Linked DNA regions of Homo sapiens: region 1 is linked to region 2. The links are chromatin loops, found by intact Hi-C in ENCODE. Cell type or tissue: endothelial cell of umbilical vein. All regions are shown on one strand. Each heading gives the region's core, and the rest is flanking DNA. Links, peaks and the distances in the headings are about the cores only. Region 1 has its middle 73 kb from the start of NELL2. Region 2 holds the start of LOC124902922 (a long non-coding RNA gene).

What was found. Hi-C counts contacts between places; a loop is a spot of excess contacts. Peaks named below come from ENCODE experiments on the same cell type or tissue, not always from the same donor. Only the 100,000 strongest peaks of a DNase experiment are listed, where the experiment ranks them.
Region 1: a loop joins it to region 2, with 2.9 times the contacts of the local background. A loop is called at or near these places in 12 of 110 quality-filtered maps.

The regions. Positions count from the first base shown.
Region 1 is chr12:44,941,526-44,957,047 of GRCh38, reverse strand. No RefSeq gene overlaps it. Among named protein-coding and RNA genes, the nearest start is that of NELL2, 73 kb to the right of the region's middle. RefSeq lists an enhancer at 8,200-8,399. In endothelial cell of umbilical vein, for the core only: a CTCF peak has its summit at 8,143 (motif pointing right); a DNase peak (open chromatin) is centred at 8,137.
Region 2 is chr12:44,307,206-44,322,727 of GRCh38, reverse strand. All of the region lies in intron 6 of TMEM117 (transmembrane protein 117), which reads right to left. It overlaps LOC124902922 (a long non-coding RNA gene), which reads right to left and starts at 9,838. Exons shown (of 2, transcript XR_007063281.1): 1 at 485-9,838; 2 at 1-316. RefSeq lists an enhancer at 13,995-14,495. In endothelial cell of umbilical vein, for the core only: no CTCF peak of the experiment used is centred there; no DNase peak of the experiment used is centred there.

The DNA of each region.
Region 1 (15,522 bases), core at 3,491-11,490, 630 kb before region 2:
AGAGGTACTCTATAATACTTTAAGATGAATATCAGTATCCATCTATTATGACACATTTCTTTTTTTTTTTTTATTATACTTAAAGTTTTAGGGTACATGTGCACATTGTGCAGGTTAGTTACATATGTATACATGTGCCATGCTGGTGCGCTGCACCCACTAACTCGTCATCTAGCATTAGGTATACCTCCCAATGCTATCCCTCCCCGCTCCCCCCAACCCACCACAGTCCCCAGAGTGTGATATTCCCCTTCCTGTGTCCATGTGATCTCATTGTTCAATTCCCACCTATGAGTGAGAATATGCGGTGTTTGGTTTTTTGTTCTTGCGATAGTTTACTGAGAATGATGATTTCCAATTTCATCCATGTCCCTACAAAGGACATGAACTCATCATTTTTTATGGCTGCATAGTATTCCATGGTGTATATGTGCCACATTTTCTTAATCCAGTCTATCATTGTTGGACATTTGGGTTGGTTCCAAGTCTTTGCTATTGTGAATAATGCCACAATAAACATACGTGTGCATGTGTCTTTATAGCAGCATGATTTATAGTCATTTGGGTATATACCCAGTAATGGGATGGCTGGGTCAAATGGTATTTCTAGTTCTAGATCCCTGAGGAATCGCCACACTGACTTCCACAATGGTTGAACTAGTTTACAGTCCCACCAACAGTGTAAAAGTGTTCCTATTTCTCCACATCCTCTCCAGCACCTGTTGTTTCCTGACTTTTTAACGATTGCCATTCTAACTGGTGTGAGATGATATCTCATAGTGGTTTTGATTTGTATTTCTCTGATGGCCAGTGATGATGAGCATTTTTTCATGTGTTTTTTGGCTGCATAAATGTCTTCTTTTGAGAAGTGTCTGTTCATGTCCTTCGCCCACTTTTTGATGGGGTTGTTTGTTTTTTTCTTGTAAATTTGTTTGAGTTCATTGTAGATTCTGGATATTAGCCCTTTGTCAGATGAGTAGGTTGCGAAAATTTTCTTCCATGTTGTAGGTTGCCTGTTCACTCTGACGGTAGTTTCTTTTGCTGTGCAGAAGCTCTTTAGTTTAATTAGATCCCATTTGTCAATTTTGGCTTTTGTTGCCATTGCTTTTGGTGTTTTGGACATAAAGTCCTTGCCCATGCCTATGTCCTGAATGGTAATGCCTAGGTTATCTTCTAGGGTTTTTATGGTTTTAGGTCTAACGTTTAAATCTTTAATCCATCTTGAATTGATTTTTGTGTAAGGTGTAAGGAAGGGATCCAGTTTCAGCTTTCTACATATGGCTAGCCAGTTTTCCCAGCACCATTTATTAAATAGGGAATCCTTTCCCCATTGCTTGATTTTCTCAAGTTTGTCAAAGATCAGATAGTTGTAGATATGTGGCGTTATTTCTGAGGGCTCTGTTCTGTTCCATTGATCTATATCTCTGCTTTGGTACCAGTACCATGCTGTTTTGGTTACTGTAGCCTTGTAGCATAGTTTGAAGTCAGGTAGTGTGATGCCTCCAGCTTTGTTCTTTTGGCTTAGGATTGACTTGGCGATGCGGGCTCTTTTTTGGTTCCATATGAACTTTAAAGTAGTTTTTTCCAATTCTGTGAAGAAAGTCATTGGTAGCTTGATGGGGATGGCATTGAATCTGTAAATTACCTTGGACAGCATGGCCATTTTCACGATATTGATTCTTCCTACCCATGAGCATGGAATGTTCTTCCATTTGTTTGTATCCTCTTTTATTTCCTTGAGCAGTGGTTTGTAGTTCTCCTTGAAGAGGTCCTTCACATCCCTTGTAAGTTGGATTCCTAGGTATTTTATTCTCTTTGAAGCAATTGTGAATGGGAGTTCACTCATGATTTGGCTCTCTGTTTGTATGTTGTTGGTGTATGAGAATGCTTGTGATTTTTGTACATTGATTTTGTATCCTGAGACTTTGCTGAAGTTGCTTATCAGCTTAAGGAGATTTTGGGCTGAGACAATGGGGTTTTCTAGATATACAATCATGTCGTCTGCAAACAGGGACAATTTGACTTCCTCTTTTCCTAATTGAATGCCCTTTATTTCCTTCTCCTGCCTAATTGCCCTGGCCAGAACTTCCAACACTATGTTGAATAGGAGTGGTGAGAGAGGGCATCCCTGTCTTGTGCCAGTTTTCAAAGGGAATACTTCCAGTTTTTGCCCATTCAGTATGATATTGGCTGTGGGTGTGTCATAGATAGCTCTTATTATTTTGAAATACGTCCCATCAATACCTAATTTATTGAGAGTTTTTAGCATGAAGGGTTGTTGAATTTTGTCAAAGGCTTTTTCTGCATCTATTGAGATAATCATGTGGTTTTTGTCTTTGGCTCTGTTTATATGCTGGATTACATTTATTGATTTGCGTATATTGAACCAGCCTTGCATCCCAGGGATGAAGCCCACTTGATCATGGTGGATAAGCTTTTTGATGTGCTGCTGGATTCAGTTTGCCAGTATTTTATTGAGGATTTTTGCATCAATGTTCATCAAGGATATTGGTCTAAAATTCTCTTTTTTGGTTGTGTCTCTGCCTGGCTTTGGTATCAGAATGATGCTGGCCTCATAAAATGAGTTAGGGAGGATTCCCTCTTTTTCTATTGATTGGAATAGTTTCAGAAGGAATGGTACCAGTTCCTCCTTGTACCTCTGGTAGAATTCGGCTGTGAATCCATCTGGTCCTGGACTGTTTTTGGTTGGTAAACTATTGATTATTGCCACAATTTCAGCTCCTGTTATTGGTCTATTCAGAGATTCAACTTCTTCCTGGTTTAGTCTTGGGAGAGTGTATGTGTCGAGGAATTTATCCATTTCTTCTAGATTTTCTAGTTTATTTGCATAGAGGTGTTTGTAGTATTCTCTGATGGTAGTTTGTATTTCTGTGGGATCGGTGGTGATATCCCCTTTATCATTTTTTATTGTGTCTATTTGATTCTTCTCTCTTTTTTTCTTTATTACTCTTGCTAGCAGTCTATCAATTTTGTTGATCCTTTCAAAAAACCAGCTCCTGGATTCATTGATTTTTTGAAGGGTTTTTTGTGTCTCTATTTCCTTCAGTTCTGCTCTGATTTTAGTTATTTCTTGCCTTCTGCTAGCTTTTGAATGTGTTTGCCCTTGCTTTTCTAGTTCTTTTAATTGTGATGTTAGGGTGTCAATTTTGGATCTTTCCTGCTTTCTCTTGTGGGCATTTAGTGCTATAAATTTCCCTCTACACACTGCTTTGAATGTGTCCCAGAGATTCTGGTATGTTGTGTCTTTGTTCTCGTTGGTTTCAAAGAACATCTTTATTTCTGCCTTCATTTCGTTATGTACCCAGTAGTCATTCAGGAGCAGGTTGTTTAGTTTCCATGTAGTTGAGCGGTTTTGAGTGAGATTCTTAATCCTGAGTTCTAGTTTGATTGCACTGTGGTCTGAGAGATAGTTTGTTATAATTTCTGTTCTTTTACATTTGCTGAGGAGAGCTTTACTTCCAAGTATGTTGTCAATTTTGGAATAGGTGTGGTGTGGTGCTGAAAAAAATGTATATTCTGTTGATTTGGGGTGGAGAGTTCTGTAGACGTCTATTAGGTCCGCTTGGTGCAGAGCTGAGTTCAATTCCTGGGTATCCTTGTTGACTTTCTGTCTCGTTGATCTGTCTAATGTTGACAGTGGGGTGTTAAAGTCTCCCATTATTAATGTGTGGGAGTCTAAGTCTCTTTGTAGGTCACTCAGGACTTGCTTTATGAATCTGGGTGCTCCTGTATTGGGTGCATATATATTTAGGATAGTTAGCTCCTCTTGTTGAATTGATCCCTTTACCATTATGTAATGGCCTTCTTTGTCTCTTTTGATCTTTGTTGGTTTAAAGTCTGTTTTATCAGAGACTAGGATTGCAACCCCTGCCTTTTTTTGTTTTCCATTTGCTTGGTAGATCTTCCTCCATCCTTTTATTTTGAGCCTATGTGTGTCTCTGCCCGTGAGATGGGTTTCCTGAATACAGCACACTGATGGGTCTTGACTCTTTATCCAACTTGCCAGTCTGTGTCTTTTAACTGGAGCATTTAGTCCATTTACATTTAAAGTTAATATTGTTATGTGTGAATTTGATCCTGTCATTATGGTGTTAGCTGGTGATTTTGCTCGTTAGTTGATGCAGTTTCTTCCTAGTCTCGATGGTCTTTACATTTTGGCATGATTTTGCAGCGGCTGGTACCGGTTGTTCCTTTCCATGTTTAGCGCTTCCTTCAGGAGCTCTTTTAGGGCAGGCCTGGTGGTGACAAAATCTCTCAGCATTTGCTTGTCTGTAAAGGTTTTTATTTCTCCTTCACTTATGAAGCTTAGTTTGGCTGGATATGAAATTCTGGGTTGAAAATTCTTTTCTTTAAGAATGTTGAATATTGGCCCCCACTCTCTTCTGGCTTGTAGGGTTTCTGCCGAGAGATCCGCTGTTAGTCTGATGGGCTTCCCTTTGTGGGTAACCCGACCTTTCTCTCTGGCTGCCCTTAACATTTTTTCCTTCATTTCAACTTTGGTGAATCTGACAATTATGTGTCTTGGAGTTGCTCTTCTCGAGGAGTATCTTTGTGGCGTTCTCTGTATTTCCTGAATCTGAACGTTGGCCTGCCTTGCTAGATTGGGGAAGTTCTCCTGGATAATATCCTGCAGAGTGTTTTCCAACTTGGTTCCATTCTCCCTGTCACTTTCAGGTACACCAATCAGACGTAGATTTGGTCTTTTCACATAGTCCCATATTTCTTGGAGGCTTTGCTCATTTCTTTTTATTCTTTTTTCTCTAAACTTCCCTTCTCGCTTCATTTCATTCATTTCATCTTCCATTGCTGATACCCTTTCTTCCAGTTGATCGCATCAGCTCCTGAGGCTTCCGCATTCTTCACGTAGTTCTCGAGCCTTGGTTTTCAGCTCCATCAGCTCCTTTAAGCACTTCTCTGTATTGGTTATTCTAGTTATACATTCTTCTAAATTTTTTTCAAAGTTTTCAACTTCTTTGCATTTGGTTTGAATGTCCTCCCATAGCTCAGAGTAATTTGATCGTCTGAAGCCTTCTTCTCTCAGCTCGTCAAAGTCATTCTCCATCCAGCTTTGTTCCGTTGCTGGTGAGGAACTGCGTTCCTTTGGAGGAGGAGAGGCGCTCTGTGTTTTAGAGTTTCCAGTTTTTCTGTTCTGTTTTTTCCCCATCTTTGTGGTTTTATCTACTTTTGGTCTTTGATGATGGTGATGTACAGATGGGTTTTCGGTGTGGATGTCCTTTCTGTTTGTTAGTTTTCCTTCTAACAGACAGGACCCTCAGCTGCAGGTCTGTTGGAATACCCTGCCATGTGAGGTGTCAGTGTGCCCCTGCTGGGGGGTGCCTCCCAGTTAGGCTGCTCGGGGGTCAGGGGTCAGGGACCCACTTGAGGCAGTCTGCCTGTTCTCAGATCTCCAGCTGCGTGCTGGGAGAACCACTGCTCTCTTCAAAGCTGTCAGACAGGGACATTTCAGTCTGCAGAGGTTACTGCTGTCTTTTTGTTTGTCTGTGCCCTGCCCCCAGAGGTGGAGCCTACAGAGGCAGGCAGGCCTCCTTGAGCTATGGTGGGCTCCACCCAGTTCGAGCTTCCTGGCTGCTTCGTTTACCTAAGCAAGCCTGGGCAATGGCGGGCGCCCCTCCCCCAGCCTCGCTGCCGCCTTGCAGTTTGATCTCAGACTGCTGTGCTAGCAATCAGCGAGACTCCGTGGGCGTAGGACCCTCCGAGCCAGGTGTGGGATATAGTCTCGTGGTGCGCAGTTTTTTAAGCCGGTCTGAAAAGCGCAATATTCGGGTGGGAGTGACCCGATTTTCCAGATGCTGTCTGTCACCCCTTTCTTTGACTCGGAAAGGGAACTCCCTGACCCCTTGCGCTTCCCAGGTGAGGCAATGCCTCGCCCTGCTTGGGCTCGCGCACGGTGCGTGCACCCACTGGCCTGTGCCCACTGTCTGGCACTCCCTAGTGAGATGAACCCGGTACCTCAGATGGAAATGCAGAAATCACCCGTCTTCTGCGTCGCTCACGCTGGGAGCTGTAGACCGGAGCTGTTCCTATTCGGCCATCTTGGCTCCTCCTCCGACACATTTCTAATAAGGTCTGAATTCTGTTATGAACCGTTTAGTATTCCTTGCAATTCTTGGGCCACTAAATAATTCCCCCTTTCTTGCTATCTGGAGATACATACTCTTGGTTATGAGGCATTCCAGAGGAGAAAACAGATGGATCAGCTGAAATCCATCGTTATTACAGGAAAAAAACCCCAAGTGCACAACTCTAAGTATGTGTTCTCCTACGGAGAGACTAGACAAAAGCCACCACATTAGTTAAAAATTGTGCATTAACTACTTTTTAAATTAGAGGATGAAGAACTCTTTTTAGAGTCATTTCTGAGTATTTATGGGTTTTTTTCTTTGATGACAGTGTTAATTAACAGAAACTAACTAATGGAATTAACTGACCCTATTTCTATAGCCACATCCTCTGTTAGGAATCTGAGTGCTAGTTCAGTGACTCCAGACAATAACTCTAGCCCTTATATATTCTGATTAAAGGTGCAGTCATAACTATCAGCTCTTTTGAGAGATTTTGAGGAACAATCTGAGGCTAAGTTGTAATATTTGTGAGTGAGGCCTGGGGAAAATGTACTGTAATGAGACCTAAAGTTTAAAACCCAAGCTGAGGGTGTAATAGTTTAAATACAGGATGAAGTCAGTTCAAGGGACTAATGCAATGACGTGGGACAGAAGAAACTTCTTGGGGGCAGCATCAGGTGGGATTAGAATAATTAAATAGGGAGCTGTATGTATATGCTGTTGAGATGTTTAACAGATGGAGCCTGAGGAGCAGGACCAATACTACCAACAAAGACCAATACCAAGGGAAAGGGATACAGGGGTTAGTTAAGTAGGCTGGCCCCTCCAACTCTATCTGCTCCTCAGTCTGCTGATTCTGGCAACTGTAATTCTGGATGAGGCTCTCAACACCTTGAGGAACCAAAGGTACCAGACAGGCAGGTGAGAGCTCCATTTAGATATACTGGCTACACCTGGTAGGGGGTTAGATCGGGAGGCTATAGGCCTCCCTATAGGCTGATGTTCATGAGAACAATTAATATTTATGTCCAATACAAAATATAGCAGGTTTGGAAGCAGCAGAATCTTCTAGGGCATCATGTTTCACTACATAAGGCTGTTATTGATCTGTGGAGTCTGTGTAGCTATTGACAGAGATGTTAGATTTTACTAAAGGTAGCTGGGGACAGTAATGAATGATACCACCCAGAGTCCCAGATATTCCAATTGTATTAGGTTAAAAACTAAAAGTACAACTTCCTCTTTTGAATCCATTCTAATTTTAAAGTACCTTCTGATACCAAGTACTTTGCATTTTCCAGATGAGGAAACATAAGCTTACAGGGATTAAATATATGGCCTTAATCATCCTCTCATGCTAATAAATGGCAAATTGGATTTGAATACAAGTTGGTCTGATCCCAAAGCCTGTATATATTCTGTTTCCTCATTCTGATATGTAGCTTTCCTTCTTCAGGGAGACCTAGTTCTTTGGACATGCGTGAAAAACTAGAAATCTAGGTAGAAAGGTTATCAGCATACCAGGCATCAGTAACCCCGATGGCATCTTCATCTGGCTCCAAATATCTGAGGTCTGTTCCCTACATTAATAGTTTTTTTTGTTGTTGTTGTTTGTTTTTTGACAACGGAGTCTCGTTCTGTCGCCAGGCTGGAGTGCAGTGACAGGATCTCGGCTCGGCTCACTGCAACCTCTGCCTCCCGAGTTCAAGTGATTGTCCTGCCTCAGCCTCCCAAGTAGCTGGGACTAAAGGCACATGCCACCATGCTCAGCTAATTTTTGTATTTTTAGTAGAGACGGGGTTTCACCATGTGGGCCGGGATGGTCTCGATCTGTTGACCTCGTGATCCATCCGCCTCGGCCTTCCAAAGTGCTGGGATTACAGGCGTGAGCCGCCACTCCTGGCCCATTAATAGTCTTTTAGCGTCAGCATCCACTGCTGTTTGGTGTGTGCAGCCTGTAAACCTCAGAACATCCCTGGAGCCCTTTCCTTTCACGGCCTCCAGAGGGCAGCCTGCCGCAACGGTGCTCCCGATCCCCCTAGTGGTCACTAGGAAGCTCCAACCTTCACTCGGAGATCAACGTTCCCAGGAACATTCTCAAAGCCCCGCGGATGTTGCCCAGGGAAGCAAGGGTGTGTGACACCACCTAGAGTCGCCTTCATAGCTTCCCTTTAGGTGCTCCTGGGGAATGTCCATTAGCACCACCCCAACTCAAGATGACTTCTCAAACCTGCCAGTTGTACAGTGTTGGATACTACAGGGTAGATTCTGTCACTAAATTTCAGGAAGAATATAACAGGTATCTAGAGGATGTGGCAGCAAGTCCAAACTTTATTTTTGTACGTCCCTCAAAATGCACAGGGTGGCTTATTTAAATTATCTCCCAGAAGCAGCTCTGGATGTCTTATATTTCCCCAAGGTAAATATTTAAATAACTCTTGTAACAATCTTAAGTTACGTGGGATACTGTATTTGTAATTTTTCTGGGATCTATTTTTTTGTTCTATTTATACGGTATATTTAAATAACATTGGCAAACCCTATGCAGTCTAATGCAGGAATGCTATCAGCTTTTTTCGTGATTTAATATAATCATGATGACATATTACAGCAGTTATTTCCTTGTTATTCATATTTTTTTATTTTATTAATTATTATTTTTTTTGAAACGGAGTCTCACTCTGTCTCCCAGGCTGGAGTGCAGTGGCGTGATATCAGTTCACTGCAGCCTCTGCCTCCAGGGTTCAAGTGATTCTCCTGCCTCAGCCTCCCGAGTAGCCGAGATTACAGGCAGCCGCCACCATGCCTGGCTAATTTTTGTATTTTTAGTAGAGATGAGGTTTCACCATGTTGGCTAGTCTGCTCTCGAACTCCTGACCTCGGGTGATCCACCCACTTCAGCATCCCAAAGTGCTGGGATTATAGGCATGAGCCACTGTGCCCGGCCCCTTGTTATTAATTTAAATAACAACTGTAGATTAATTATTTTAAAATATAAATATGTGGCATCTGTATTGAAATATACAAATATTTTAACATGTATATTTTGGTTATTAAATATAGATACCAAGTATATATCTATTTCATAGCCTCTACTGGAGTTTATCAATATTGTTTTATTATTATATTTAAAATAGAGCAACATATTTTAAAAATAGTTGTTGCCTTAAAATAATTGCAATAGAAAAGACTTTGTCAATATGTCTTTATGGGAAAAGATCCAGATTTTAATAAAATAGGAAATAACCCTTTCATCAGACATATTCTATTGAACACCACTTAATTATAAACAAATCAAAGCAAATTTGATTTGTTGAGAAAATACTTACAGGGTAACTCAGTACAGTGTCAAGTGCTGTATAAAATGAAAATAGGAATATGACATGATTTCTATCCCCAAAGTTCTGGGGGATGAGTAAAGGCAAGTTCCTAAATAACTTTTAATGAAGACTTAACAGTTGAAATCCCATTATCTCAGCAAAACAAAAGCAAACTAACAATCTAATAAAAATGAGAAAATTACCAATTTAAATAATGTTGACAATACTGCCCATCATTCCTTTTAATGATTGCCTGGAGTGAGCATGACAATGGAGATGCGAACCTGTGGTTTCCTCAGTTTGTCTCTGTTCTGAAGTGCAAGTATATCCACTGAGCTGAGTGATTCTAGTTTTTAAAGATATACATATATGCATTTTTCATGTAAAGTGTACCCTAAAAGCAAGCCAACTACTTCACCTGGTGCTCAACCAAAGAAACAGGAATCTGTTCCAATGCTGGAGGAAAAACTGGCTGTGCCAAACCAACTTGCGGTCTCCAGGGGAGTGCCTGTCGAAGGACTTTTCCAGGGTAATTTTGATTATGTATGATTTTCTCGTTTCTGATTTTAGAATCTAAGAGGTTTGACTCTATTGTAAGATAAGTATTACCAGAGAAATACAAGCAGCTTAGAGGGGTTTGGTTGCCAGGTTAGGTAGTTTGACTTTAGTTTGCTATATGGTAGGAGGCTGCTAAAGGTTACTGAATAAGAAATGTCATAATACTGGGTTTTAGAATATTTATTTGGCAGTAATATCCTGGACAGACTGGATGGTGGAAAAACCAGAGGCAAAGAGGCAATTAAGAAGCCATTATAATATAATTGTAGGCGTGAAGAAGAGGGGATGATTATCAGACCTAGGGTGGAGATAGAAAAAGTTAACCATTCTAACTGACTAGAGTAGATTAAAAACAGAGGTTTTTAGTTTGGGTGACCATGAGATTGGTGGCTTCTTTAACCAGAATTAGAGAAATCAGGAGAATAACTGGTTTTGGTTAGGAAGATGAGTGTGATTTTTGTTGGAGTGTGAGGTGACTGACTGTAAGGCATCCAGGTGGAGATGCCTTTAGCAATGGGTTGGAACTGCAGGAAAGAATTCTCAAAATGTTAGGTTTTGAGGTACATTCTGTTTAGGAATGGCTCTTGAAATCATGAGAATAGACACTTGGCTAATAAAAGTCAGCCTTGTAGAAAGAAGGGAGGGAAAGTGCAAGTGTAGGTTCTTGGGGATTACTGGCCTTTGGAGCCTGGAGGAAGAAAAGAAGCCACTAAGTGACCAAAGAAAGAACATTCAGGAAAACTATTCAGGGCAAGAATATATTAAAAAGAGAGGTGTCATTGTGTTGCTAAAAGTTCAAGAATTATATGAAAAATAATGAACTAATTTTGGAGGTAGAAAGTAAAAGAACTTAATAGGAGAGTAAGATAAGAGATATTATTTTAAAGTGGACAGGAGTTAGATAATTTCAGGGAGAAGAGATAGCAAATGGTTTGAAACGTTACTGAAATTCCAAGGAGGGATGGAAACTGAGTTTAGAGAGCTGGGCATTTAAACCTGAGCTTAGGATATATGGCATATTAAGTAGTTTTTTTCTGGATTATAAACTTGTGCGAGACTAACACATGTGTAAAAATCATACACATTTAGTTACGTAGTTCATTCTGAATATGGTGAAAATAATAAAAGGATAGGAAATTGGGATTTTCTCATAAATGACAGGGATTTTAAACTTGTGCGAGACTAACACATGTGTAAAAATCATACACATTTAGTTACGTAGTTCATTCTGAATATGGTGAAAATAATAAAAGGATAGGAAATTGGGATTTTCTCATAAATGACTATGCAAATAGTCATTTGGTAACCTCCTAAGAGAGTGTGGGCTGAAGTCAGGTTCAATCCAAGATGTGATTTGGAGTTAAAAAAATATAGACTTTGCTTTCGAGAAGTTTAGTGATAAGAGCAAGGAGAGAGAAGGGTGTGGTTACAAGGCAGGAAAGACCTGGAAGATGGCTTAGACTAGCCTGATGGTCTCATTGCACCATCTGGATAATTTTTTAGTGAATCTTTTGTGTATTTTTTCAGCCTTTTTCTTTGCATGTGTTATTTTGAAATCACTTAATATGATACACATTTTGTAAATGTCCAGCTTAAGAAATGGAAAAGTGTCATACAGCATTTAATGCCATGTGAATATAGAAATATACAGAAACTACTTTTAATGCATAATCTGAGTGAAGAGTTTCCACAAGGGTTTAAATCAAATAAGATGGTTTCCATAACTCCTAAATAACTTCTAAAGTATCTTTAAGGTTACTGCTGCCTATGAAATACTGTGATTCTCCCTCCATACTCTAGACCCAGAAGTCTTTGAATTAGCGGAGTGGAAGATGTGGACCCTTCTATGGCAGAATATTTCTCATTATAGGATGATACTGCAGTACCACGCCTATCCTTTCCCGAGTGCCAACACTTTTTCTGTGAGAAAAGACTTTCTTACCTGAGTGATTTTTTCCTATTGGGTGCATTCAAGTATTTACAATACTTATTGGTAAAACAGAATTAGCTATAGCTTTTAGAGCATATTAGATTTAGCGAGACAAGAAACATAATCATTACCCTTTAGGAATCAAGGTAGCACAAAATGTGAGGAAAATGTTTTGGAAATATTTGCTTCAAACTAATCAGCTAATGTTAACAAAGCATTCTATTCTGAGAAGAGGAATTACAAATATAATAGTAGTACCTACCGCATGACAGTTTTTTAGAGTTAAAATTCATAACATCCATATCTCACAAGGCCTGGAGATAGAGCAGGTATAATCTTTTCATTGCCATATCCAGAAAATGTCTCATTTTTCTTCATCTTTCAAAATCCCTAGCTCATGGAGGCCCAGAATGTGGGACTTTCAGTGTTAAAACCAAGAAAGTTATCTGTAAATTGGGAAGAGTTGGAATATCTATTTGGAGCAAAGCCGCTGGACTATGCTTATCCTTCCATCCTGTAGTAATCTACAAAGCTCCTCATTTGGTGAAGATGTTAACACCTGACTTCTTTCTTTCTTTCCATGACTACCTTTGGTATATATACATATATATATAAAGTACATTCAATGGATTTTGTTTTAAGTCTCTTGACCTTTTCTTTTCTTTATTTCTTTTTTTTTTTTTTTTTTGATGGGGTCTCACTCTGTTGCCCAGGCTGGAGTGCAGTGGTGTGACCTTGGCTCACTGACACCCCCGTCTCCCAGGTTCAAGTGATTCTCCTGCCTCAGCCTCCCAAGTAGCTGGGATTACAGGTGTGGGCCACCATGCCTGTCTAATTTTTTGTATTTTTAGTAGGGGTGGGGTTTTACCATTTGGCCAGGTTGGTCTCGAACTTCTGACCTCAGGTGATGGGCCCGCCTTGGCCTCCCAGATTTTTGGGATTACAGGGGTGAGCCACCACGCATGGCCTTGTGACCTTTTCCATTACAATCTTTTCATGCCTCATCTCACCCCCTGACCTTAGCTGCCAATCATCATGGTAAAACTTTATACTATGTTGTTGTGAATAACTGTACCATACTCAAAATCTCATCTTCTAACATCCAGTCACCAAACACCCCTTCTTCTGTTTTCAGCTAACTGCCTCTATGACAATTGTGGACTACTCTGGGGCTTCTAATCCATTGACTATTACAATTTTTAGTTTCCACTACCCTCTTTTATCCTCACTTCCTCCTTGTCCAGCTTAGATTCCATTGTTTAATTACTTGTAAATGCCCTCAGCTTTTTTGCCTCACTCTCTGCCTTACTCAAATGGCAGAACATCAATACTGGTTAATCCCAAGCACTCACAGAAATGTCACATAGTTTAGTGATTAAGGTTGTGGGTTCTGGACCCACGCTCCTTGAATCCTGAGTCGAACATTTACTAGCCATGTGGCTTGAGTAAGTTTCTTCACTGCTCTGTGCCTCAGTTTCCTCATGTATACCTATCTAATGGAGTTGTTGCGGGCTCAAACGTATTAATATAAAGTAATATAAAAATGAAGTGTTTAGAATAGTGCTTGGCACTTAATAAACATTTAATAAATGTTTACCAAGCTTGCAGTTCATGGTTGGAGAGGAACATCTAACTTAGCTGAGGGATCTCTCTTAATTTTCATGACTGTGTCTCAAGTGGGCCCTTAGTGCCTCTCTGCAGTTGTCAACCACAGTTTCCATTTTCTCACTGAATTATTTTTTCCCTGTCTGAGGTTACTATGTTACACTTTTTCTTATCAAATTTCCAACTTGTATTCCTTGTTCTTCACTCTCTGCTGATGACTTTGCTTCTTATCTTGCTGAGCAAACAGAAGCAATCAGAAGATAATGATATTTTCCCACCACCTAGTCTCTCACATCTGAATATTTCTATTACAGAGGAAGGGTCTCTGTCCCCATGTTAAAAACAATCCCTTTACTTGTGCACTGGATTCCATCTCTTTTCACCTTCTCAAGAATTTGCTGACATAATTATCTCTGTTCTGTCTTGCATAATCACTATATCTCTCTTCTCCCTGCTGTAATGTGCTGTAATATTGATCAAGGGAGAATAGAACCCTCGTTCGCTTTTATGTCCCCTATAGCTACCGATTTATTGACCACCCTTTACAGCCAACCTTAATGTCTCCACGGTCTCAGCCCATATCCTCATGACAAATCGAATCAGGCTTCCACCTTGATGGGATTCACCTTTGAATCTTTAAATATTGACTTTTAAGTAACAGAATGTTCCAGAGCTCAGTCCTTGGCTCTCTTGGGTTTGCTGAAATGACTGGAATTACTAAAATCAGGAGAAGTTAATTTCATAGGTTTAATAAGAGGCAATTAGAACTGTTGAGAAAAAGGGAAAAAGCATTATTTATAAGAAGGGGGAAAACATTTATGATCATTTTTATGCCAAATACTACTTTATATCAGATAATTTAATGCAAGCAATTCACTTATGATAAATTCAGTTCCACAGTATTTTGGGGACTGGCAGTGGTGGAAAGGAGATGGAGAGACTCAAAGAAAAAGAAGAAGAGGTCATGACAACATGGTTCTGAAACTGGTCAGGTTATTATCCTAATTTAAATATGGAAAATCAAGAGCTAAATCAATACAAGAACTAGAACCAGAATTCTTGGTGGTTCCAGGTCTTCTGTTAAGTTATTTGCCTCCCATATTGATATACAGTAAAGAATAAAGTGCGGCTAAATTATACATTTAAAAGGTATTCAAGTGGAAAATTGCTGGAAAGGGTAATAAAATAACAACCACAAAAATACAATTTTCCTTGGCATTTTCAACTTAATTACCTCAGAGCTGCTCAGATTTTCAGCCAGTCATTACTAGGATTTTTGCATTGGTACAATTAGATTTTCTTCTTGGAAACCCATTTTTGATGAAGAACAAACTGGAATATAGATGGATCATTATGTTTTATTATTAAAATTTCAAAGCTTACACTTTGAGAAAACTCATGATATTAAAATACCATAATAAAGTCGCTTAACCACCTTAGAGGTTTTTCTATATAACATCATGATTTGAGCATACTTTGTCTATTTAGATTTGAGTTTTGGTGAATATTGTAAAGGTTAGAAGTTTGGATATGCAGTTTATACTAAACCACTCTAAAAATATAGTGCTAATAATGATAGCTACTTTATTTTGAGCAACTACATACAATTAACTATTTATATCGGCTATAACTTTTATCCCTTACAATGACTTGATGAAGTGGTTTTATCATCCTTCACAGGAAGAAACCAAGATTCAAAGATATTTAATAATTTTTCCTTGGAAATTAGAAACATGCTCACATTCCTCTTACCTCCAAAGGAAAAGGAAAAGGAAACCGTTAAGTGTCAGATACTACTCCTGGATCTTTTGTGTAACTATCTTGTTTAATCCAAAGTAGGAGCTAAGAAATAGATTGTAATACAAGCTTTATAAGAAGCACTTTGTATTCCATGAGTACAAGTCTGAATGGCATTTTAAATTAGAGAGACTTGCAGTATGTTATAGTGACTTCCCCCATTTCAGCATCGCATTTTGTATGTGATACTTGAATCCTTGACCCTACA
Region 2 (15,522 bases), core at 3,946-11,945:
CAGTTTGGCATTAAAATGTCCATGTAGGTTACTTTGCATCGTGAGACTAAAATTAAATATTAATTAGATTTGCAAGTTCCTTTTTATAGCATAGTTTTAAACCATATCTCAAAGACGTTCAAAAATAGTTACATTGGCTCTCTTTCCTGAAATGTAGTGGTGATGACCTACTATTCATGGTGTCCTCAAGCAAATTCCAGGCCATGCAGAGATGAAAGTAATTTTCTAAAAACATTTTTTAGAATTGGGCTTACTCTTACTGATAGATAAGGGAATCAGGAAACCTTTTAGTAGCGAAATGAAGCTTTCTGCAACTCTGAGAAGAAAACAGAGAGGGTGTATAAACACTCTAGATCTCTGGGAATCAATTTTAAAAAGATGTTCTATCATTCATTTACATTTTTGCCTCGTTAGGTCAGAAAATACACACTTTATGACCTAAGGAATCCTAGAGGTCAAAAGAATATGTCTCAGAGCTACTCACCACGCAGATGCAGAGAGAACTAATACCCGAGCCATGCTACGAAGTAACAACATCTGGGTAGATATCCATGGACAGAGCTGGTTGGCCGTTAGATATCTCTAACATAGCTTCTCTGACATAAGTCGCCAATTCCTTTTATTCAAATGAAATTACGCCCTTGTTACACTTCATTCTCTTTCTCCCATCCCTACCCAGGTCATTATGGCTAGAGAATTTTCCAGTTTAGAAAAAAATCTCATTTTATGAGAATCCCTGTTTCAAGTTCTCTCATTTTATTGTGAAAGCCTACAAACTATCATTCTCTTTCCATCAAATAAACCATGATTTTCATTTTATTACAGAGAGCATAGTAAATGCATATTTAAAGATACATTTGCCACTAAGCTTGAAACCTTTAGTGATTCTCTATCTGGATATACAATACACACTAATGTTATTAATATTGAGTAGCTTGCAGTTGAGAATACATAGTTGTTATTTTTCTAAATTAATAATCTATGACTGAGCTCAAGATTTATGAGCTCTTAAAAGTTGTACTTCGTTAGGCATAGTTTTTTCACCCATCATAATATAAGTTTTTACTCCTAATGTGAAAGTCTGTGATTGCAATTTTCCATCTCTCCATTCTCAAGGAAGCACCTCTGGGTGGGAGTCACCAGATTCATCCCTGTCGGCAGTAGCAAAATGAATCCAGATTTTATCATAATATTTTTACCTCTTTTCCTTCTTCTAGGGATTAGGAAAGACAACATGGGGTCTGCCATGTTCAGAATCTCTTCCTGGTGACTTTGCATTCAGAATTTTCCTAGCTTGCTTCATAATACACGGAAGAACAATCATACCCCCTGATTTTGCTACTCTTTGCAGCTGTCTCTAGGAGATATGCCAATGGCACGCATAGAGGATACCCATTTCAACTAAAAGAGTTACCAGAAGAAAAGCTGGGCTCAGAGATGTATAAAGGAGTCAGCACAAACAATCTACTCTGGGTCTATGATGATTGTGCTTTGTAAAATACTATGAAAAGTGAATTACATCATAAACACTCCTACAGCTTACAGTAAATTTAATGCAGGAATTGTCTAATGTCAACAGGCTTTAAATAATCCCTGTAAAACAAATCTTTCAGTTTCTGATCAATTCAAATACAATTATCACATAGAAAATTTATCTTAAAAATAGCTCACACAAGTACATTGATCCGAAATTCTAAAGAAATGAAAAAATAAAATTGCTCCCAGTTGAGAATACTCTAAAATCTTTTCTTTAAAATGTGAATATTGAGTCCCAATGACCTGAAAGGAACTAGTTTAGGTGCTGGTCTAAATTCAGCCAACATCTGTTGAATATTCTCTGTGTCTGACGTGAACTATTCTAGGCAATTCTTACAACTTTTTAGTAAAACAATTAAATACATCCAAACAAATTTAAATGGAAGAGTAAAATAACTCTAATCGAAATATTTAAAAATTGCCATGAACAAATAATAAAAGAAGCACTAAAGTTTATTTGAGAGAGGCAGATGAGACTTCACAGAGAGGACAGCATATAAGCTGAGGGTTGGATGGCTGAGGGCAGTGAAGCACGCACACTGGGGAGATGCCCTTGTATTGCACATGCAAAGGTCTGTACTATTTTAAAAAGGCAGAATTCGGTAATCAACAAGTATTTCAAAATTTAATAGAGTGTAAAATGCAAGAGGTGGGGGTAGGAGAGGGAAGGTGGTGATAATGACCAGGAAGAGAAGGTCAGAAGCTAGGCATGAGCTAGATGATAAAAGGCCTTGTATAGATGACATGCAAATGAATTATTATTTAAAGAATTTTGAAGATAAGATTTTGGTGTTAAAAAGATTACTTTGGAATAATGGAGTAAGACCAAAAGAAGAGAAAGGGCTTTGTACTAATATAGGCAAAAGTTGATGGTAACATGAACTGTAAGGTATAGGTGATAAGAGTCTAAAGGAGGGGCAGATTCAAAAGATATTTGGCAAGAAGAATATATAGGCATGATGGCTGACTGGAAGATAAGTAGGAAAGAGAAATCTTGGATTTTTAAAAGGTTTTTTGGTGTGAGTGACTGGATAGATAACTGTTTGAAGGGTTGATGATAGCTTGGTTTTAGACATGATGAACCAGAGATGCCCACGTAAACATCCAGGTGGATAGAGCTGGTTGCCAGTTAGATATCCAGGTCTGAAATTCAGCAGAAGTCTTAGGGCTTGAGGAAGATTTGAGAAAGACTAGCCTATTGGGAGGCTGTTAGGCCATGGCAGTGAACAGAACTGCCTTAAAAAATAACTTGGATGAGAAGATAAGGAAACACAGGGCAGAATCACAGAGTATGTATAATGGACAGCTAGAGGAAGGAAATTTGACAAACTGGACTGGAAAGAAAGAGACATATAGTTAGGTTTTGAGCCAAGAAAAAAAATAGGTAATTTTATGAAAACCAAAGAATGAATTTTAAATATTGAATTAACTGGTAGTCAGAAGACAAAGTGAATGCAGCCACCAGATCTTATTTCTACACTCATTTAATAAATGTAAGAACTTAGCACTTTTGTATTTACGTCATCAGAAAATGCATTATTTTTCTTCCAAGACAGCGGATTAGAAGCTTGCAGTGTGTCTTAGCCACTTGGAAACAGCAAAATCATACATTTTAATTCAAATGCATGAATTTTAATTCAAAAGGGAAAACGGGAACCCATTAAGACAGTGAAGGACGTCCCAGACCCCAGGGAGGAGAAGGTGGGCAAGCAGCCCCTGGGAAGGCATTTGGTAAATAAAAGTGAGTGAAGACCCAGAACAGGGGGTGGGCAGAGAGCCTCCCTCTGTGAGTCACTTTTCCAATGGGGATCCATGCAACCCAGGACAAGAAAGAGCATTTTGTTTCTCCCAAGCCTTGGGACTAGCTTGGGGTGAGGCTTGGGGACATTGAGAGGAAAAGATACCAGGAATTCCTGCAGGCATTTTCCCAGACTCAGGATGGAGAGCAGGATGCCATTTTTAATCCAGGTGCATACAAAGTCAGTAATTCTTTGACAACCCAGCAGCATGGCCATGCAGGCATTATAGTCTTGGATCAGAGATTGCAGAGCTTGCTCTGGTGCTGAGTAGAGGCCTCCATAGCCAGAATTGAATGGTGCGTGTGGACAGTGCCCCAGTTGTAGGTGCTGGAATTGTGCTCCCCGTGTGTAGTTCTAGGGTGAGAGGGAAGCTGCTACAGCGACAGTTTCTCTTGAGCAATGAGACTTGTAGCCAGGCCTAGCTTGGCCACCTGGAAATGGCCTGTGTGTGACCTTGCTGGGAGCTCCATCCTGCTCACCTGAGATCATGGTGCAGGGGACACTCTCTGCTCCATGCCTAGGCAGATTTCCAGGCATTTGGAGCACCCACTTACATGAATTTGCATCCTGAGTCATCCCACCCTCTCTGTGCCTAGATTGTGGTGCAGCAGAGACCTCTCTGCTCCATGCCTAGGCAGTCAGAGCACCCACTCTCCTGGATCAGTAGGCTGAGCTGCCCCACCCTTCCTGTGCATAGACTGGGATGCAGTGGGGTCCTCTCTGCTCCATACCCTGGCAGATTTCTGGCCATTGAGAACACCTGCTCTTCTGGATTACCAGCCTGAGCCACCCCACCTTTCCTGTGCATAAATTGGCTTGTAGCAGGATTCTCTCCACTTCATGCCCAGGCAAATCTCCATGCAGATGGAGCACCCTGTTGCCTGGATCAGCAACCTTAGCCACCCTACCTTTCCTGTGGATAGATTAGGGTGTAGCAGGGCCCTCTCTGCTACACATCCAGGCAGAACTCCAGGTATTCAGAGCACCTACTCTCCTGGACTAGTAGCCTGAGCCATCTCACCTTAACGTACATAGATTAGAGTGTAGCAGGGCCTCTTCTGTTCCACGCATGCAGGCAGATCTCCAGACAATCAGAGCACTTCCTATCATGGACCAGCAGCCTGAGTCTCCCACCCCTCCTGTGCATAGATTGTGATGTAACAGGACCCTCTCCACTCCATGCTTAGGCATATCTCCAGGCATCTGAAGTACCCCCTTGCCTGGGTCAGTGGCCTGAGTTGCCCCACACTTTCTGTGGAGAGACTGTGGTGCAGTACGGCCCCCTATGCTACATGCCCAGGAAGATCTCCAGGTGCATCCACTCTACTGGATTAGGAGTTCGGGCCGTCACCCCTCCCCATGCAGAGAACTTAGGGCCAAGCAGGTTACCAAGCTCCATGCCTAGACATACCTCTGGGCGCTAGGTGGCCACGCATTAGGTGCTGGTGCTAGTACCTGCCATTGAGTGGCTGTAGGTGAGCCTGCCCAGTCCAGGCCCTACTCTCTTGGTTCCCTCATGTGGTGGTGAGTAGGGAGCTAAGACCACTGTGCACTAAACAGTTCAGCCCATTGCCTGCAGCATCAGAGACCTCCCAGTAAACAAGGTTGAAATATATACCCGTTCACGTTGGCCAGAGCTGACTTTTACCCATAAGTGCCATCTACTGGCCTGTAGGTAGAACCACACAGTCCAACATAAAACCAGCTGACAGAAGTGCATAGGGCTATAGAAGCAAAGCCAAGGCCAGGCTGGTGGATCACCTGAGGTCAGGAGTTCGAGACTAGCCTGGCCAACATGGTGAAATCCTGTCTCTACTAAAAATACAAAAAATTAGTCAGGTGTAGTGGCAGGCACCTGTAATCCCACCTACTTGGGAGGCTGAGGCAGGAGGATTGCTTGAACCCTGGAGGCAGAGGTTTCAGTAAGCTGAGATTGCGCCATTTGCACTCCAGCCTGGGCAACAAGTGTGAAACTTTGTCTCAAAAACAAAAACAAAAACAAAAAAATGAAGCAAAGCCAAAAGACCCTAGCCAACATTCTTTACAGTTACACCCACTAGGGAGAAAAACAAAGAAAAATTAAAAAAAAAAACATATATATATATATAATAGGGAAAGAAAGGGGAAAATCCTATTCACATGAAAATATTAATAATTACAAAAATTAGAAGTGCCAGTGTCTCCAGATGAGAAAGAACCAGTGCAACTTTTCTCATACCATGAAAAATCTGAATATTGTGACTCCACCAAAGGATCACACTAGATCTCCAGCAATGGTCCCTGACTAAAACAGACACTCAGAAATGACGGATTAAGAATGCAAAGCTTGGATTGCAAGGAGGCTCAACAAGATTCAAGACAAGGATGAAAGCCAAAAAAAAAAAAAAAAAGAAAAAGAAAAAGAAATTTCTGAAGAAATCCAGGAAATGAAGAAGGAGATAAACATCTTTAAAGAAAATCAGTCAGAGCTTCCAGGATTGAAAAATTCAATTAAAGAATTTCAAAATACAATTGAAGGTTTTATCAATATACTACACCAAACAGAAAAAGAATTACAGAGCTAGAAGACTAGTCTTTTGAATTAATCAAGTCAGACTAAAATAAAGAAAAAAAATTTTAATGAACAAAGTCTGAAAAATATGGGATTATGTAAAGCAAACAAATTTATAAATTACTGGCATTCCTGAGAGAGGAGGAGAAAAAGTAAACAATCTGGAAAACATATTTGAAGCAATAGTACAAAGAGTGTCCCTAGTATTTTTAAAGAGGTAGACACCCAGGAACAAGAAATCCAGAGAACACCTGTGAGATACCATACAAAAAGAACATCATCAAGGCATATAGTCATTAAACTGCCCAAGGACAATGCTAAAGAAAAAATCTTAAAGGCAGCTAGAGAAAAAGTTCAGACCATGCACAAATGGAATCCCATCAATTTAAAAGCATATGTCTCAGCTGAAATATTACAAGCCAGAAGAGATTGGGGGCCTATTTTCAGCATCCTTAAGGGAAAGAAATTTCAACCAAGAATTCCATATCCCATCAAACTAAGCTTTATAAGCAAAGTAAAAATACAATGTTTTCCAGACACCCCCAACAATAAAAAAACGCTAAGAGAATGTATCTCCATTAGACCAGGCTTAAAAGAGGTCCTTAAGGGAATTTTAAAAATGGAAACAAAATAACAATACCTGCTACCACAAAAATACATGTAAGTCTATAGTTCACAGACCCTATAGAGCAATTATATAACAGGAACTACAAAGCAACCAGTTAATAATTTCACCATAGGATTAAAACCACACATGACAATATTAACCTTGAGTGAAAATAGTCTAAATGCTTCACTAAGAAGACACAGAGAGTGGTAAACTGGATTAAAAAGTCTGTCTCCTGTCTTCCAGAGACCCCTCTCACAGGAAATGACACTTACAGGCTCAAAGTAAAGAACTGGAGAAAGAAAGATCTATCATGAAAATGGAAAACAAAAAAGAACAGGGGTTGCTATTTTTATATCATTGCTATTTTTATATCAGATAAAACAGACTTTAAGCCAGCAATAATAAAATAGGAAAAAGAAGGACATTATATAATGATGAAAGGTTCAATTCAACAAGAAGATTTAATAATCCTAAGTATATGTGCACCCAACATCGGAGCACCCACATTAATAATACAAATACTCCTATATCTATGAAAAGCCTTAGCCCACCACACAATAGTGCTCAGCCATAAAGCAAGTCTCAACAGATTAGAAAAAATAGAAATCATACCCACCATATGCTCTGACCACAGTGGAATACAAATAAAATCAAAACCAAGAAGGTATCTGAAAACCACACAATTACTTGGAAATTAAACTACTTTTCTCTGAACAATTTTTGGGTAAACAATGAATTTAAGGCAGAAAGTAAAAAATTCTTTGAAAGAAACGAACAGTCAACACAACATAGCAAAATCTCTTGGATGAAGCAAAAACAGTGTTGACAGGAAAATTTATAGCTCTAAACATCTACTTCAAGAAGTTAGGAAGATCTCAAATTTACAGTTTGGTATCACATCTAGAGGAACTAGAAAACTAAGAATAAACTAACTCCAAAGCTAGCAGAAGAAAAGAAATTATTAAAATAAGAGCAGAATTGAATGAAATTCAGACCCCAAAATCCATACAAAGCATCAATGAACCCAAAAGTTGGCTCTCTGAAAGACGAAACAAGACAGATAGACTGCTAGCTAGATTAACAAATAAAAGAGAAGATCCAAAAAAGTGCAATTTGAAACAACAAAGGTGATATTACAACCAATTCCACAGAAACACAAAAGATTCTCAGAGAATATTATGAACACCTCTATGCACACAAACTAGAAACTCTAGAAGAAATGGATAAATTCCTGGAAACACACAAGCCCCAACAGTGAATCAGGAAGAAATTGAAACATTGAACATACCAATACCCAGTTACAAAATTGAATTAGTCAAAAAAACCTACATACAAAAAAGCTCTGGATCAGATGGATTCACAGCTGAATTTTACTACATGTACAGAGAAGAGCTCGTACTAATTCTATTGAAACTATTTCAAAAAATGGAGGAGGATGGGCTCCTGCCTAACTCATACTATGAAGCTAGTATCACCCTGATACCATAAACTGATAAAGGCACAATGTAAAAAGAAAACTAGCCTGTAGTCCCAGCTACTCAGGAGGCTGAGGCAGGAGAATCCCTTGAACCCAGGAGGCGGAGGTTGCAGTGAGCTGAAATTGCGCCACTGCACTCCAACCTTGGCGACAGAGTGAGACTTTGTCTTAAAAAAAAAAAAAAAAAGAAGAAGAAACTACAGGCCAATATCCCTGATAAACATAGACACAAAAATCCTCAAAAAAAGAAAAAAAACTGCCAAATGAAATCCAGCAGCATATCAAAAAGTTAAGTCACCACAATCAAGTAGGCTTTATTCCTGAGATGCCAGTTGGTTCAACACACAAAACTAAATAAATGTGATTCACCACAAAACCAGAATTAAAAACCAAAACTGTATGATCATCTTAATAGAAGTATAAAAGGCTTTTGATAAAATCCAACCTCCCTTCATTATAAAACCTCAACAAATAAGCCCTTGAAGGAACATACATCAAAAAAATAAGAGTCATCTATAAAAAATCTACAGTCAACATCATTCTGACTGGGCAAAAGCTGGAAGTATTCCCCATGAGAACTGGAACAAGACAAGGATCCTGTTACCAACCCTATTCAACATAGTGTTGGAAGTCCTAGCCAGAGCAATCAGGCAAGAGAAAGAATAAAACGCATCAATAGGAAAAGAGCAAGTCAAACTATCTCAGTTTTGCAGACAATATGATTCTATGCCTAGAAAACCCTAAAGCCTCTGCCAAAGGCTCCTAGACCAGATAAACAACTTTAGTAAAGTTTCAGGACACAAAATCAGCATATAAAAATCAGTACCATTTCTATACACCAAAGAGGTTCAAGCTGAGAGCCAAATCAAGGACATAATCTCACTTACAATACCCACCCACACAAAAAAGTACCTAGGAATACAACCAACTAAGGATATAAAATATCTCTACAAGGAGAACTACAAAACACTGCTGAAAAAAATCAGAGATGACACAAATGGAAAAACATTCCATGCTCATAGACTGAAAGAATTAATGTCATTAAAACGTCCATACTGCTCAAAGTAATCTGCAGATTCAACACTATTCCTTCAAACTATCAATGTCTTTTTTCACAGAATTATAAAAAATTATTCTAAAACTCATATTGAACCAAAAGAGAGCCTGAATAGCCAAAGCAATGCTAAGCAAAAAGAACAAAGCCAGAGGCATCACACTACCTGACTTCAAACTACACTACATGGCTACAGTAATCAAAACAGCATGATATTGGTACAAAAACAGACAGACAGAATAATAGATCTGAAAAGTGAACCCAGAAACAAGCTGCACACCTACAGCCATCTGACCTTTGACAAAGTCAACAAAAATAAGCAATAAGGAAAGAACTCCATATGTAATAAATGGTGCTGAGATAACTGGATAGTCATATGCAGAAGAATGAAACTGTCCCCCTACTTTTCACCATATAGAAAAACTAACTCAAGATGGGATTAAAGATTTAAATGTAAAATCTCAAGCTATAAAAATCATAAAAGAAAACCTAGAAAATAACATTGTAGATAACAGGATTGGCAAAGAACTTATGACTAAGTCCTCAAAAGCAACTGCAACAAAGCCAAAAATTGACAAGTGAGACCTAATTAAATAAAGAGCTTTCGTACAGCAAAATGAAAAGCAGAGTAAACAGACAGCTCACAGTATTGGAGAAAATATCTGCAAATTATGCATCCAACAGAGGTTTAATATCCAGAATCTGTAATATACTTAAACAACTTAACAAGCAAAACACATATAATCTCATCTAAAAGTGGGCAAAAGAACATGAACAGACACTTCTCAAAAACAAAAGACATACAAGGAGCTAACAAGCTTATGAAAAAATGCTCATCATCACTAATCATCAGAGAAATGCAAATCAAAACCACAATGAGATACCATCTCACATCTGTCAGAATGGCTATTATAAAAATAAATAACAGATGCTGATGAGGCTGCAGAGAAAAGGGAATGTTTATGTACTGACGGTAGGAATGTAAATTAGTTCAGCCCCTTTGGAAAGCAATTTGGAGATTTCTCAAGGAACTTAAACAGAACTACCATTCAACTCAGCAATCATATCACTGGGTATATACTCAATAAAAAATAAATCATTCCATCACCAAAAAGACATGTGCACTCACATATGTATCACAGAGCTATTCACAATAGCAAAAGACATGGAATCAATCTAAGGGCCCAACAGCGGTGGATTGGATAAAGAAAATGTGATGCATGTACACCCTGGAATATTACACAGCCATGAAAAAGAAAAAATCATGTCCTTTGCAGCAACATAGATTCATCTGAAGGCCGTCATCCTAAGTAAATTAACATAGGAACAGAAAACCAAATCCTGCATGTTCTCACTTATAAGTGGGAGCTAAACATTGGGTACATATGAACATAAAGATGGCAACAAGAGATACTGGGGATTACTAGAGAGGGAAGGGAAGGGACAAGGGCTGAAAAACTGAAAATCTACTTATTGGGTACTATGCTCACTACCTAGGTGATAGGATGATGCACACCATAGATGATAGGATCATCATCCTATGATCATTCATAGGATCATTCATCAACATCAGCATCACACAATATACTCATGTAACAAACCTGCACAAGTACCTCCTGAATCTAAAATAAAAGTTGAAATTATTAAGAAAAATAATGTACCTTGGCCTCCATGACCTTTTCCTTCCCCTGGCTCTTGCCCAGAAACCCATCTGGCATGTAAAGAGGAGGATTGACCTGGCCATCAAATGCCAAAAGAATGGGAGGAAAAATATATATATATATATACACACATATATATATACACATATATATACATATATACATATATATACATATATATACATATATACATATATATACATATATACATATATACATATATATACATATATACATATATACATATATATACATATATACACATATATACATATATATATACATATATACACATATATACATATATATATACATATATATATTTAATATTAACTGAAAATTTATTGGGAAGCTGAAGCTGGATGTAAGATGTAACATTATGTATAATACAGCAAAATTGTTTTGAAAATCCTCTCTGTTACAATTTCTGTTGGCTGTGGCAGCTGTCATCTCTACGTCCTCCCTCTTTCTTTCCCCATAACAAGTCTTCTCAACCTTCTGCATAGGCAGGAATACTCACCTAGGTTCCTGAGCTTCTCCAGTTTGCATCTACACCCACCACCCTATTCATTAAAACAAAAGATCTTTCTTGGCATTCACCCTCTTTAGAAGGCCCAGGAAGGGATTATAAACAACTACTTATCTTTTTTCTAGACACATTTTTGTGTGTAAATTTATTTTGTTATAAAACTGAGATATATGTACCTCCTTGATTTCCTGCTGTTTCTCTGCTTTAGACCTTATTCGACTTGCCAAATGAATGTACTCAGCTACTGAAATCAAAGGTTGAACAAACGGTAATCTCTCAGATATAAATATCGTTTTCAGCATACATATATGTATATACATATATATATATACTCACATAAAAATTGAGAAAAATGTATCCAGAATATATTTAGTTTTATTTTTCAGCTTTCCACAAATACACAACAGTAGTGATATAGTTTTATAGGAGAAATTCAAAATTCTGAACAATTCCCCAAACATCTTCAAATGCAATAAACTGAGACTATCATCTAGCAGTTTAGAATTTTCTTGCAGTTCTGTCATGTACAGCCATCTGATCAAAGCAATAGCAAACATTCACTTATTACCAGAGTTACATGAGAGCTGAGAAATCATAGTCTAATTTTAAACTCGTATTTCCAGGCAGAATCCCCTAGTGATTCTCATACTACTAGATGTAAGAGGAAGACCCAAGAATCTGCATTTTTAAGCAGAACCCAGGTGCTTCTAATGCAGGTAACTATGATTGCAAGAATCATCTGTAATGATTTAAAGGAACATATATCCCAGGCACCATTACCCACTTACTAAACAAGAAACTCCTGGAGCTCTTCTGATCCAGAGAACTCACATCTCTGTAAAGGTTCCGGTGATTATTTTGTGTGCTTGTGAGAGACGGAGTTTCGCTCTTGTTGCTCAGGCTGGAGTGCAATGGTGCAATCTCAGCTCACCCCAACCTCCGCCTCCAGGGTTCAAACTATACTCCTGCCTCAGCCTCCAGAGTAGCTGGAATTATAGGCATATGCCACCACACCTGGCTAATTTTGTATTTTTAGTAGAGATGGGGTTTCTCCATGTTGATCAGGCTGGTCTTGAACTCCCGACCTCAGGTGATCCACCCGCCTCGGCCTCCCAAAGTGCTGGGATTAGAGGCGTGAGCCACTGTGCCCTGCCCCCAGTGATTCTTATCATCAGATAACAGTGAGAATCACTGCCTTAGAGTATGCCTCTATTTGTAGGTTATGGCTACATTGTTTCTCCTACTCCAAATTCTTTATATACCGTCATATTACTATAGTTTTTCTTAGTTAAAACCAAAGGTCTGAATGATCAATTGTAATTCAAAGAAAAACTGAAACATTTTTCAACTAAATTAATTTTCTTCTATCCACATTATGTACTTTTGACATGCAAAAACATCATACTTCAAGCATTTAAAAAAAATTGACCATCACAAAAAAATCTTGTAACAAGAGGAAGGAAAAAACTGTCATGCTATCAACGAGAAAAGTGGATTCCTAGAAACAAGCTGACTTAACTAAGGTCACACTGCCACTAAGAACTATGCAGCCCTGACTTTAGTCTATTGCAAGAGTGTTCCCGTCATTCACTAAACTTCCTATCACCTGCAATGTGCTTTGTTTTCAACTTTGTATACAGCATATTATTTCATTTTATATGCACAACAGTAAAACAAGTTATGAAAAAAAGTATGGTCTTTGAAGTCAGACAGATCTGTTTTTTTTTTTTTTTTAATTCTCATTCTGCTGAATCCAGACTGTATCTGTGTGCCTTAGGAAATTCCCATTTTCTTCTCATTTGTAAAGTTATAAATAATATTAATAATATTATCCTTATTGGAAGGTTTTGTAAGATTAAATGAAATAAAGTACATCTAAGCATCCAGGACAGTGCCCAGTACATATTAAGTGCTCAATGAATGTTGGCCTTTTAGTTTTTCTGCCTTCTTCCCTCCCTCAACTCCTGTCTTTTTAGTCCAGTAGTGTTTTCATTGCACCATTCTGCCCATCTTAGTAGCTTGTTCCTCATTTCACTGTGCAGTGTTCTCATATGGTCTCCTGTTACTGGATTCCACATTTAATCTAACTAGACTTGACACTGAGCCTCTTGGACAACATTCTCCAACGTGCCTCTTCACGTCCAACTCCAGAGTTAATAAACCTTGACTTAGAAACTGCCCGTTGGGGTAGTGGGTAGAGGTTCAGAAGACCCAGCTTCTACATCAGGTCCTGCCACTGACTGACTTTATGACCTTAGGCAAATTAAAGAACCTCCCTGGGCTTCAGCTGTAAAACTCAAGATATGAAAAAGTGATCCTAAATTTTCCTCCTGCTCTAAAATTTCATGACTTCATGATATTAATGAACTTGTCGGTCTAACAATAGCTCTTTTTCATTTCTTATTTTAGGCATGAGTTTAAAATGAATGCTCTGAATTATAGAGGATTGTTATACTGGCTTCCATGATTCCATTGCCTACAAAGTTCTTTTGTAATTTGTTCCTTAGCTTTATCATTGTAACTTAAAAAGCTCATAGAGGAGCCCATAGAAATACTTCATATCCCTGACAGCATCCATTAAAAATAGTTACAGGCCGGGCGCAGTGGCTGACGTCTATAATCCCAGCACTTTGGGAGGCCAAGGTGGGCGGATCACGACGTCAGGAGATCGAGACCATCCTGACTAACACGGTGAAACCCCGTCTCTACTAAAAATACAAAAAATTAGCCGGGCGCGGTGGCAGGCGCCTGTAGTCCCAGCTACTGGGAAGCCTGAAGCAGGAGAATGGGGTGAACCCGGGAGGCGGAGCTTGCAGCGAGCCGAGATGGCGCCACTGCACTCCAGCCTGGGCGACAGAGCAAGAGTCTGTCTCAAAAAAAAAAAAAAAAAAGTTACAAAGAATCAGTCCATCAGATCTAGGAAAAGCTTGCACCATAGCTTGCATTTAGCATCACCTATACAATTCTGACCTGAAGTACAGCAGTGCTCTGAGTTTGGGTGCCAATAGCATGGCTGAATGTGTCAGTCTTCAATGCTGCACTTTTTTTTACTGGGTACAAGTGAGACAATGACAAGTAGCAACTACTACACAAGACTTCCAGGGCCAACCTTGACACACATGCAAAGATGAGAGTGAGGGATAGGGCTGAAATATTCTTTTCAGAGCGATGGTCAAGCTCTAATTATAAGAAAAAGCACATTCATTGGAAAAAGACAAATGCAAATGAGTTATATCTTGCTGCTTCAGGATGGCTTTGAAAAAATTCCTGCCCATCTGCAGTAGTATAGAATTTATATATTTCCAGTTTTTTAAATCATGTTCTAGCTCTCTTTTAAACGAATACCCCAGGGACTGAAGCATTTTACTTTAAATTGGGATAAAACTTGAATGTCTCTATTTTCCACTTACTTAACCAAATCTTATAATTCCTTCAAACTACATTCTTTCCATGTTATACATAAAAACCTGAGTGATCTCTCCCGCTCACGATAATCCCTCACAGAATTTACTATCAGTTTCAACTGTCATCTATATCATATGCTAACCAGACCATTAGTTTCATTTTCAAGTGAATGCGTTTGTCACTCCAGTACCCATGATTGAATCCTAAAAGTTTTTGCCTGATAAACCCAATGCTTCCAGCTCACTATTACCTTCTGCCAAATTCCTCTGATACCATGGGCCACCTGTTAGGACATCCTCCTTGGCACTTCATGCAGACTACCCACTTGGCTGGACTCCTTCCTTCTGTATGGACAAACTCACCGTGTTAAGTCTGTCTACTATTTGGAGGTCTGTTGCCAGGACTGCTAATAAACATGATGCAGTCCTCCTCCGTGATTCTCCCTGAACACTCTGTCTCCCCGCTGTACTAGCAGTAATGAGGGAAGTGAGAGTAAATAAAGTTGAGATTTAATCCCTTAAGCACATACCATGAGGAGAGTAGGCATTTATGGTTAATCCAGGTATTACCTAAGTGATAAGCCCTTTATTCCACGTCACCACTTGGGACCCTATAACAGAAGCCAGCACTATTGTGTTTTCAAATAGTATTTTTCCTTTAGTAAGGAAAAATGAAGATGTTAAACACATGTAAAGAGGAACTTAAAATAGTTTGAAGAAGTTATAGAAAATACTCCCAAAGCTCAAGGAGATGTTAAATCTAGTGGACAAACATTTAAACAAATCTTTCTTTCTAAGTAGCCTGTAAATGTAATCAGTTGGAATAACTTATCTTGAAAATATATTCCAACTTGTTAAAACACCATGACTATTTAATTAACATAGGTTTATGCTTGTTGCT